2 separate regions of the Homo sapiens genome follow, and region 1 is linked to region 2. Evidence: chromatin loops called from intact Hi-C (ENCODE). Cell type or tissue: A673. All regions are shown on one strand. Each heading gives the region's core, and the rest is flanking DNA. Links, peaks and the distances in the headings are about the cores only. Region 1 has its middle 44 kb from the start of LINC02119. Region 2 overlaps WDR70 (WD repeat domain 70).

Region 1 (5,383 bases), core at 174-5,173, 520 kb before region 2:
TAATGTTTCTCTTCCTGGTGACTAGCCCAGTGCCTGGCAAGTAGTGGATATGCAATCAGTGCTTGTGATGGAGAGCAAAGAGGCAAGGATGAATTAGGAGGCTACTCAAAGTTAGCCCCCGTGAGAAATAATGAAGCCTGAATGAGAGGGTAGAAAAATAACATATATTTAACATTCACCCTATACCAGGCATTTAATCTATATTATCTGATTGATCTCACAATTACTTTTACGAGGTACATATTTGTTTCAATTTTACAGATGAGGCTCGAATAAATTAAGGGAAAAAGTCCACATTCAGATATGCAATAAATAATGGAGCTGGGATTTGAACCCATGTCTGGCTCTGAAACTCCCCCTTGTCCAGGACATCATGCCAGGAGGGAGTCAGGACAGGGGGAGGTCAAGAAGGCACAGAGGTAGGAGAGAATCGCAGCTGGCCAGGTCCATTTGGTGGGACAGAGCATGAGGCAAAGTGGAGGAGTTTGGGGCTTTGAGCTGGAATCCCAAGGAGAATTGTGATGACGTTAAAAGAAATAAAGCATTCAAGGGGACTTTCAGGGATGGGATGCTTGGGTCAGATCTGGACATGCTGCTTGCGGGTCCTGGGGGGACATCTAGATGGAGCTACCCATCAGGCAGTTGGAAACGCCAATCCAGATCCCAGGACAGAGGCAGCAGTAAGGAAGCAGACTTGCAAGTGCCCCATGTTGAGGCGATTATTTGAAGCAGTGAGCATAGATGAGAAAAAGTTAGCCAAGGTCGTGATATAAATGTACCTGGTCCAAGCATGGTATGCAGGATATCTGAATATGCACAGATCCTAAGGTATGTCCTGAAAGTAGGTCCGCTTTACTGAATCTTCTGATCAGCAGTTTTCTTGAGGTTTTCACATTTACTTAAGTAGAGTGTGTTGGCAGGGGGTGAAAAATACACACAAGAGCCCTGATCAATGAAAGTTTTGCTGTGGGTGTGACCTATGTCCTGTAACTTGCTCAAACTTCTCAGAGAGGGAAACTTTAAATATCCAAGTTAAGAACTACGAATGCTGACAATTCTCTGTCTGGGAGCTGAAGATCCAACCTTTAGAGGCCATGACTCCTCAGGTCACGTACCTGTTACAAGGGGCTTGATATGGTTTGGCTCTGTGTCCCCACCCAAATCTCATCTCAAATTGTAATCCAAGGAGGGACCCAGTAGGAGGTGATTGGATCATGGGGGAGGTTTCCTCCACGGTGTTCTTGTGATCATGAGTGAGTTCTCATGAGATTTGTTTAAAAGTAGCACTTCCCTATTTGCTCTCTTGCCCTATCCTGCCACCAGGTAAGACGTGCCTTGCTTCCCCTTCACCTCCAGCCATGATTGTAAATTTCCTCTCTCTGTCTCCCTCTCCTGCCGCCAAGTAAGATGTGACTTGCTTCCCCTTCACCTCCTGCCATGATTGTAAGTTTCCTGAGGCCTTCCCAACCATGTGGAACTCTGAGTCAATTAAACCTCTTTCCTTTATAAATTACCCAATCTCAGGTGTTCTTTATAGCAGTGTGAGAACTAATACTTGGCTTCAGCTGGTTAATCCCCAGGGACAGTTTTCAGGATTAGATTTTCGTGGCAGTGTTTCCTCTCCCTTCTACTCCCCTCCCCATAAAGATTTAGTGGGCAGGACTGACTTGTCTGAAGGGGTCCTCTTGGCTGGGGGCCTTCGAAGAAGCCAGATTGTCCCCTTAAGAGTAGTCACTACTATAAGCCCAAAAATCTTGGGTCCCTGTAATGTGCTATGTGCTATGTCTCCGGCTGACTTGCACTGCAGCCTAGTCAGAGATGGCCACCTTTGTCTTTCTACAGCAAATCAGAAAGGGACACAAAATTTCTATTTGAACATAGATAATTCAAAACAGCTGAACTTTTTTAAATGAAGAATCTTTTTGCATGCAACGTTCGATAGTGGAAGAATACCCTGATTAACTTAGGAAACTATTTTACCCTAACTTAGTTATGAACGACCAAAAATGTGCCTTTACATCTGTTTAGGATGACATTTTGGGCATCTAGTACTACATTACAATCTCCATGAGACAATAAACACATAGACTTGTTATTTGATAGTTGCATAATTGTGGTTTTCTTCTGCTTGTTCTCAGAGGTGGAGAGCTGCCTGTTTGCTTTTTATTCCTCTTTTTTTTTTTTCCAGGAGAAAAAAACAAATGTAAAACACACCAAACCAGAGGGAAAGAAATAGTCAATATGCCGCTGCTGCATGTAAGCTGCAAGTTTATTTGCCTGTTTACTCTCTTTGAAATACCTGTGAAGTGCTTTGCCGGCGGGTTCTCGTCCACATCCTCTGAGTGGCAATGCTCATTCACGACCAGCAGAGGGCAGGCACGACCTCCTAATACACCGGGAAGGCCATTTTGCCAGCACCAGGAATAAAGGCGCCCTTGCCATCTGTAACCTCAACCATCTCTCTCAACCACTGTAGACCTAATTGCCATGATAAAAACAGATCTGTATGAGCTTTGTAGTCACACGGTCTTGGTTAAATCGCAGCTCTGCCACGTATTAGCTGTGTGACCTTCAACAACCTACATAACCTCTCTGAGCGCGTTTCTTCCTCATTTCTAAAGTGGGACTATTAATAATACCTACTTCATAGGCTTCTTGTGAACATTTAATCAGTTAATATATGCAAGGCACTCAGAACAGAGCCTAGCACATGGTAACCTATTATATTTATTGTTATTACTAATAGTATTGCATTAAACTCTTTCATTCTCTCTCTCAGGACTCCAACTAAAGTGTCCAAGGAGAAGGGACACCACTCAAGAGGAAGGAAGAAAAAGGCTTTGGTGAGTCTCAGGCCACCCCAGGAATCTCTGGGTGATGGAGAAGGGAGCTACAGAGATGTCTCTGCTCCAGCAGAAGAACAGAAAGATGGTTCTAACCTGGGGTGAGAGACACCAAATGAGCTAAGCTTTCCTGTTTCATTCTTTCCCTAAAGGCAGTAAGACCTGAGCTTGGGCGGTGGGAAGGTCCGCAGACATCTGGTACAAGAAGGGCTCCAGGCAAGCAAAGAGCTGTTCCTCCCAGCTGCATTCAAGCATGGTGCAATTAGCTGCAGCCTGGGGGATCGTCACGAACCTGGCCACCTGGGCACCTCTCCTCAACATCTGGGTGAAGGACAAAGGGAAGGCACAAGCTCCGAAAAAGAGGCCTTGGAGGTTATTTTACAACAAGAGTGGCAGAGGCCAGGGAAGCATGTGGGTGTTCTAGCTGCTTTTAGCAAAGCCATTCATGTGGTAGCTAGAAGTGATGAGGCCCTGGCCGTGTGGTGGGCAGGCAGGGGCAGGGATCCATGGCAGAAAGAAGAGGGTACACTTTCCTGGAGATGTTTCCAAAACCCCTGGGTAGGGATCTTGAGGTGAGCTCTGGTAAGCGTCTTGAGGACAAGGACCACATCTTATCCAGCCTTGTAGAGTAGCAACTGTTCGGGTCATAGGCTGTGAATAAATATTCCAACTCTATCTCCTTCTGACACATGATAGGATGGCACTTCCCTGCTCACTGGAAGTCGATGTGGCCATGTGACTTTCTGTGGCTAATGAAAGGTAAGCAGAAGCTTTCAGAGCCAATGCAGACTCTACCATATTTTTTTCCTGAGCAGGCAGCTAAGGGCTCCTCCAGGAGCCTGTGTCCCTGTGTGACTCTGATGAGCAGAGTGCCCCCTAGGCTGACTTGTGGCTGACATGCAGCCATTGAAATGTCAGGTTACTGTTTGTTTGTTACAGCAGCAGACCCCAGCCTGTCCTGATTTAGACAGCAGCTCACCTTTGTGTAGCCCTCTGTCACATCCAGCATGGCTTTTTCACACTGCATCACCTCATCTGATCCTCTGGAAAGCATGTGAGGTAGGTCTGTTATCCCAATTTACCAGCTGAAACTGGATCCCTGAAAGCTTAAGTATCCAAGGTTCCAGAACAAAGTGACAGAGCTGGGAATCCAACCCAAGCCCCAGGACGCCAAATCCCATGCTGTTCCTCCCCCACCATCCTCCCTAGTGTGATGACACTCAACAAATGGGTACCGACTGAAATTGAAATGATAATACTGGCCCGCACAGCTGCAATCATCATCATCATAGCACTTTCACGAGGGCAATGCTTTTTCTTGGTGTCATGAACACATAATGTAGGATCGCCAGTTTTATAAAGAGCAAAGGTTAGTAAGAAGTGATGTCTACAGTGTCTTACATGAAAGTTAGACATCAGACATTGCCTAGGGAAGGCTCTTACTGGGACGAATGATCTAACATTTATTGTAGTGTTTTGTTTTTTTTTTTTTTTTTTTAGACAGGGTCTTGCTCTGTCACCAAGGCTGGAATGCAATGGCACAATCTCGGCTCACTGTGACCTGTGCCTCCCAGGTTCAAGCTATTCTCCTGCCTCAGCCTCCTGAGTAGCTGGGATCACAGGTGCATGCCACCACGCCCAGCTAATTTTTGTATTTTTAGTAGAGACAGGGTTTTGCCATGTTGGTCAGGCTGGCCTTGAACTCCTGGCCTCAAGTGATCTGCCTGCCTCAGCCTCCCAAAGTGCTAGGATTACAGGTGTGAGCCACTGCGCCAGGCCTATTGTAGTACTTTGAAAATCAGCTTCTGTAATTAACATTCTCCATGGCTCTGGCACTCTCCTCACACCACTCTGCTCCCCACAAAGTCCCTAACCACAGTTCCCCTGACTCTGAGCTCCTGCATTCTTTCTATCTAAACTCTCCGTCAGTCATAGTTACCTGTTCTAGGGCCTCAATCACTCAGGGCCCATTTTTTTTTTCTCCTGGGAAACCAGCAACCTACTCCAGCTAACTCATGCAAAGGCTGATGGTATGTTATTGCTGCGACTTGTCACACTTGTGTTTTAGCCTGGCTCTCTAGTCCAGCAGTGGGATTTCAGAGCAGCTCACAGGCTGCTAGGGGAGCTATCTCAGCACCGGCCGACTTTTGATTACACCTCAAATCACATCCTGTTGTTGGCAGCCAATTCTACTTAGCCTAAGACCGCTTTCTGCATCCATCCATCCTTCACTGCTGACTTTAAAGGGATCAAAAGAGCCCTGTGTATTTTTCTAATCTCCCTAATCCTCGTAACTATTCCTGTGAGGATGCAGGTATCATCACTACCATTTTTCAGATGAAACGAAGGCCCAGAAAGTTTTAGTGACAGACCCAAGGTCACCCCTGTGAGCCGGTGGCAGAGATGGGAATGGAACTCAGACCGGCTGGTCTCCCAGGCCATCAGTCTCCATTAGACCCTGCTGTCTCGCTGAATTCCCCCTGCAGTTTTAATTGAATATCATGTTCTTCTTCACTTCCTGCCCTAAACAGGGCAACAGC
Region 2 (5,383 bases), core at 143-5,142:
ATAAATTCAACTAATATTTACATGCCAAATATTGTCCCAGCCACTGGCGATATAGCAGTGAACAAAATAAAGACCCCATTCCGTGAAGGTTTCATTTCAGTGAGGGAAAATGGATAACAAAATATCTCTAATAGATTTTGTGACATTCAAATTAATATACTATATGAAAGTATGGTATAATGATGAAGAGCACAGACTATAGAGCCAGACTGCTGAGATCAAATCTTGGCTCTTCCACTTACAAGTAGTCACAATTACTTGTGATTCCAAGGTCACATCTATATGATCTTGGGCTAATCTTCCTATGCCTGTTTCTTCAACTATTAAATGAGAATAGTAATAGTACCCACTTCATAAGCTGCTGGGAAAATTTAATGAGTTACTGAAAATGTGGCACACCCCTTTACAATATAATTTTGCTGTTCTTTTTATCAAGATGTGGCATCTGTTTCTCTATACTTTGTATCTTGGTATGGACACGCGACTTGCTTTGGCTTATGAGAAATGTAGCCTCTCACACCTCCCATCGTGAAAAGCATAAATGACTGACACTCTCGCTGCCTCTGTCACTGAGTATGCTTTGCAAGGCCTGAGTGTGGAGGATAAATGGAATTCCAGTTAGCTTGGCCAAAACTTTCTTAGCATCGTGCAGTAGTCCAAGATCCTTTCAGCATATACTCCCCCTTTTTTTCTTTTCTTTTGATATAAGATTTTTATTGAGACACAATTCACATACCATGCACTTTGCTCACTTAAACTATGTAGTTCAACGTTTTCAGTATATTCCAAGAGTTGCGCAGCCACCAGTACAATCAATTTTAGAACCTCGCACTACCCCAAAAGGAAACCCCATACACATGAGCAATCACAATCACTCCCTTTTTTTTCTTAATATTTCAGTCCTAAGCAACCACTAATTTAGTTTCTGTGTAGATTTGCCTAAACTGAACACTTCATACAAATGAAATCATAAAACATGCTGCCTTTTGTGACAGCTTCTTTCATTTAGCGTAATGTTTTTGAGGTTCGTCCATGTTGCAGTATGTATCAGCACTTCATTTCTTTTTATTGCCAAATAATATTTCACTGTATGGATGTACCACATTTTATTTATCCATTCATCAGCTGATGGATATTCAATATTCCATTCTTTCCTCTCTCCTTCACAAACGCATGGTCTACATCATGGTCTGACTCTCTCCAGACTTCTCTGGCTCCCTCCCCAATTTCCCTTCTAGGTACTCCCCAGTAAATCTCTTACACATTTAATCCTGTCTTGGTGTCTGCTTCTCAGAGGACCCAGACTAACACAAGTGGTACCAGCAGTGGTCTGACAACACAGGTGGTAAGAGGAGAATCTGGGACTGCCTCACTCATTGCCCAGGAGGATAGCTTCAGTCCAGGAGTTTGAGGCTGTAGTGAGCCATTACTGCACCACTGCACTCCAGCCTGGGCTACAGAGCAAGACCCCTGACTCTAAAGAAAACAAAATGTTTTTTTTTTTTTAAAAAAAAGATAATTATGTTCCAGGTCAAGATGTTTTCCCCCTTCCCTCTCTCCTTCCTTCCTTTCTTTTAAAGAAATAATTTAAAAACAAAAGACAGTGGGATCTGACAAAGATTTCTGAAAAGTCCATTCAGCATCCCCATAATGTAAAAGTGAAATAAGGAAGTTTTTGGAATCTACATTTACAATGTCAACAACATTTACTGAGAACCTGTTATACACACAACACTGAGATATATAAATAAAAAGAAAATACAGAATTTTCTTGAAATAATTTGCAAGTTGGGAAAGGGGGAAAACATGTATGACCTCATATTCTTTCATAAAACATTTATTGCACCAACTATAAACCAGGCATTTTGGAGGGCACCAAAATGGCTAAGAATGCTCTATGCCATTAATGAGGAAGCTCACAAATGAGAAAGAGAGTGTGCATTTACAACCAGGGTGGAATCTTCCAGGAGGGTTCTCTACTTTCAGTCCAGGTTCACTATTGCAACCACTGGGATTTCAGAAAACAGCTATGACTTAGCATTTATTTTTTATCTGTGTTTGGCAAAGAGATAACCCAGCCTTCATTCATAACTGGCCTATGTTGTAATTATATGCCTGTTTGGTCATCTCAAACCAGGTGACCACAGTGTGTGACTACCTAGGACTCTAACTGATGACCAGCTGGAAGCTGCAGCTGCGGGAGAAAGCTCAACCACTTAGATGTGTGAGTCACAGGCAGAATATGATGCCACCGCTCTGGAATCTTCTGGCTCCCTGTGTGCTTGCAACTTGAAATTGAAGGTGTTTACTTTAGTCTATAAAACAAACCCCTTATGGCTAATGCACAAGTTACCTTCACATTAATCTCTCTTCTTATAAACCCTAGTTGAGACCAGTTGGTATATCACTTAGGCACTCTAAATTTATGCTTCAGAAATCTGAATGCAAAAAAACATTTTAAGTCCTACAGAAGACCCATGCTTTTAGAATTTCAAGAAGGCATGAAATGAAACATCCTGTCTTTCTTGGACTTTGAGACTCTAATTTATAATCTTCAGACATCATACAGAATCATTCAAAAAGGCAGATATTATCTGATTAGATGACTTAAATATCTGGTATATTTTACTGTTCTGATGCTAAGCAAAATATAATTTTTACTGGGAAAAAAATGATACAACTAACACAGAATTTCATATGATATTCTGTAGGTCTCCAAATGAGGATATCACCTAAATCACCAAGAGGAATGATTTAGAAAGAAAGTCCTTCCAGAGAGAAAGCCCAAGAGCAAGGGTTCCTAGAGAATTGTTTTTTGTTTTGTTTTGTTTTGCTTTGTTTGTTTTTGTAACATCATCATATTAGGGGACTACAGCCAAGTAAGCCTGCGAAACTAGAGTTTATTTGCACACCATGGCCTTGTCTTGAAGATTCACAATAAACATGAGTATATTAAAAGCCAAAGTCTTTTAAGTAGTAGTCCTAGAATAAATCAACCTCCTTAACATTTCTAAAGCTTATTTGACTATAGAACCTTTTTTTTTTTTTTTTTTTTTTTTTTTCAGATCGTACAGACTAGCATGGATTGAACTAACATTCTCTGGACCTCACTGGAGAAACATATACCTAGAGCAAGGTCTAGCAAACTTTTTCTAGAAAGGGGCTTATAATACATATTTTAGGCTTTGAGGACCATACAGACTCTGTTGCAACTGTTCACTTCTCCTGTTGTAGCATGAAAGCAGCCATAGCTAATACATAAACAAATGGATAAGGCTATGCAATCCAGCAAAACTTTATTTATAAAAAAGAGGACAGGCTGAATTTGGCCCACAATTAGCTCACTTTTATCTGGAAAAAACTAAAACCTTAGGAAAAAGACCTCTATTTGTCAAATCACTGTTAGCTAAGTTAAAGGCCTCCTGTGATTCAGTAAGAATTTTAAATGGCAACATTAATGGTGGTGGAAATAATAATAATGATGATAATAACAGCAACAGCTACAGTTACTGAACATGTTGCTATTCAGTGCAGTAAAACATACATTTTCCAATTTCATCATTAAAAGAAAGCCTCCTGGGGTATGTGTAATTATTATCTCATTTTACAAACAAGAAAACTGAGGCTGAGTGAAATGAATGGCCCTCAGTGAATGACACCTCCTTGTATCCCCAGGGATGACAGTGCAAGGAGTGAGATGGACAGCATAAAATAACTTTTTTTCTCCTTCAAATTATATAATGCATTCTTTTTGCATTATTTTAGATTTCTCAAAAAAGTCTAGTATAAATTCAATCTAAGGCAGAAGCTAGTAGTGTTTCATCCACGAAGAGGCAATAAAAATCACCTACCAGTCACTTGTTACCTCCCTCTAGATCCAGTCATGGGGGCTGGTACATAGTAATAGCAAAAACATGTATTGGACACTCACTATGGGCTAGATATTGTCCTAAGTGCATGGAATCTAATAACCCTTTGAATCTTCTCAACTGTCCTAAGAGATAAGTACTATTATTATCCCCACTTTCCAGGGAGAGTATGGGGTGCAGAAAGGTAAGGTTAGTTACCCTAGACATGTGACCAGTAAGGGGCAGAGCCAGGATTTGAACCCAAGCAGTGTGTCCCAGGATCTGCACACTTAACGACCACTATACATGGTACATAGTACTCATGGTTCCTCTGATTTCAGGCTACCTCTGCTCTGACCCTCATTTGCAACTAAAGTGAGCCTAGACTCTGTTTGTGCAGCACCCTTGTTCTTCCCTTGCTAGGCCAGTCCTGTCACCAACCACCAACGGAATCTGAATGTGAAAAGTAGGGAAGTAAAGCAAGAGTTAGGTGTAGAATAGTGGGTTCTATTAGCACTACCACAGTTTCTGAAAACAGATAAAATTATCATCCGTTGCTAGACCCAATCTCAGGCCATAGCTAAACTGAGTCCATAAGCACAAGCTGATTGGCCTTTATTCAAGATCACACCAAGAGTCCCTAAAGTAATTTAAAACTTGGCAAATAGCACAGTTACTAACTGGCAATAAGGAAAACACACTCGCTGCTGTAGATCTCCTTAGTTGCCCTTTATATGATATCACCTTTTCTTCTTTATCTTTAACTCCTAAGTCTGGGGTAACAGGAGTTGGGGATCTTAGGCTGTCTATGTCACATAAGAAACACAAGTGTGAACACAAGTGCAGATCCCAATTCAGCTTTTAATTGAAGAGGAAAGCCACCATGCCAACACCGGAAGCACAGCGCCGTGGAATGACCTGCCTAGACGGGAGGGAAAGCCCGGCGGTGCCCCCCTTTGAAGTCCAGCTGCCTGAGATTCACTGGCAGCCGACCTTCAAAGAGAGCCGATGCTTCCTTCCCTCAGCCTGGCTGCCAAGCTTCCCGGGCAGCTGGGCAGATTTAGCCACTCTCTCCCCAGCTGTCTGTGAACGCTGGCAGCCAGTTCAAGTGACGGATAGAGAGGTGGTAAGGAAGGGAGGGTGAGGAAGCAGAGGAGAGGGTGGCGGGCCCAGTGGCGCCAGGGAAAAGAGGATGCTGGGTTTCCTTGGAGCTGACCTTATCAAAGTCAGTCAAAAAGACAAAGCTTCCAAAGGGAGTACAATCCAACTATACGACAAAGCAACTTTCCAGAGAACAGGGAGATTTCAAATACACTTTCCTTCAAAAGCTGAGTGAATCTGAAATGTACTCATCTAAAGATAACCCAATTGCTGCAGAAAATAGTCCTATCTCTACATAGGGATGTGAGAAACAAAGTCAAGGTCAAGCATCAAAATGTACAAATTTTTGACTGATTTTTATTTTCCAGCAGCATGAGTTCACACTTCTTAGAGACTTTTGGGGGTTGTTTGCTGACTTTGTTGTGGCAACCCTT

The links. Hi-C counts contacts between places; a loop is a spot of excess contacts. Peaks named below come from ENCODE experiments on the same cell type or tissue, not always from the same donor. Only the 100,000 strongest peaks of a DNase experiment are listed, where the experiment ranks them.
Region 1: a loop joins it to region 2, with 2.7 times the contacts of the local background. A loop is called at or near these places in 2 of 110 quality-filtered maps.

The regions. Positions count from the first base shown.
Region 1 is chr5:38,190,285-38,195,667 of GRCh38, reverse strand. No RefSeq gene overlaps it. Among named protein-coding and RNA genes, the nearest start is that of LINC02119, 44 kb to the right of the region's middle. In A673, for the core only: a CTCF peak has its summit at 2,353 (motif pointing right); a DNase peak (open chromatin) is centred at 2,397.
Region 2 is chr5:37,665,524-37,670,906 of GRCh38, reverse strand. The region is part of intron 10 of WDR70 (WD repeat domain 70); the gene reads right to left. Among named protein-coding and RNA genes, the nearest start is that of GDNF-AS1, 170 kb to the left of the region's middle. RefSeq lists an enhancer at 2,086-2,380 and a silencer at 4,846-5,140. In A673, for the core only: no CTCF peak of the experiment used is centred there; a DNase peak (open chromatin) is centred at 2,236; H3K27ac peaks cover 666 bases.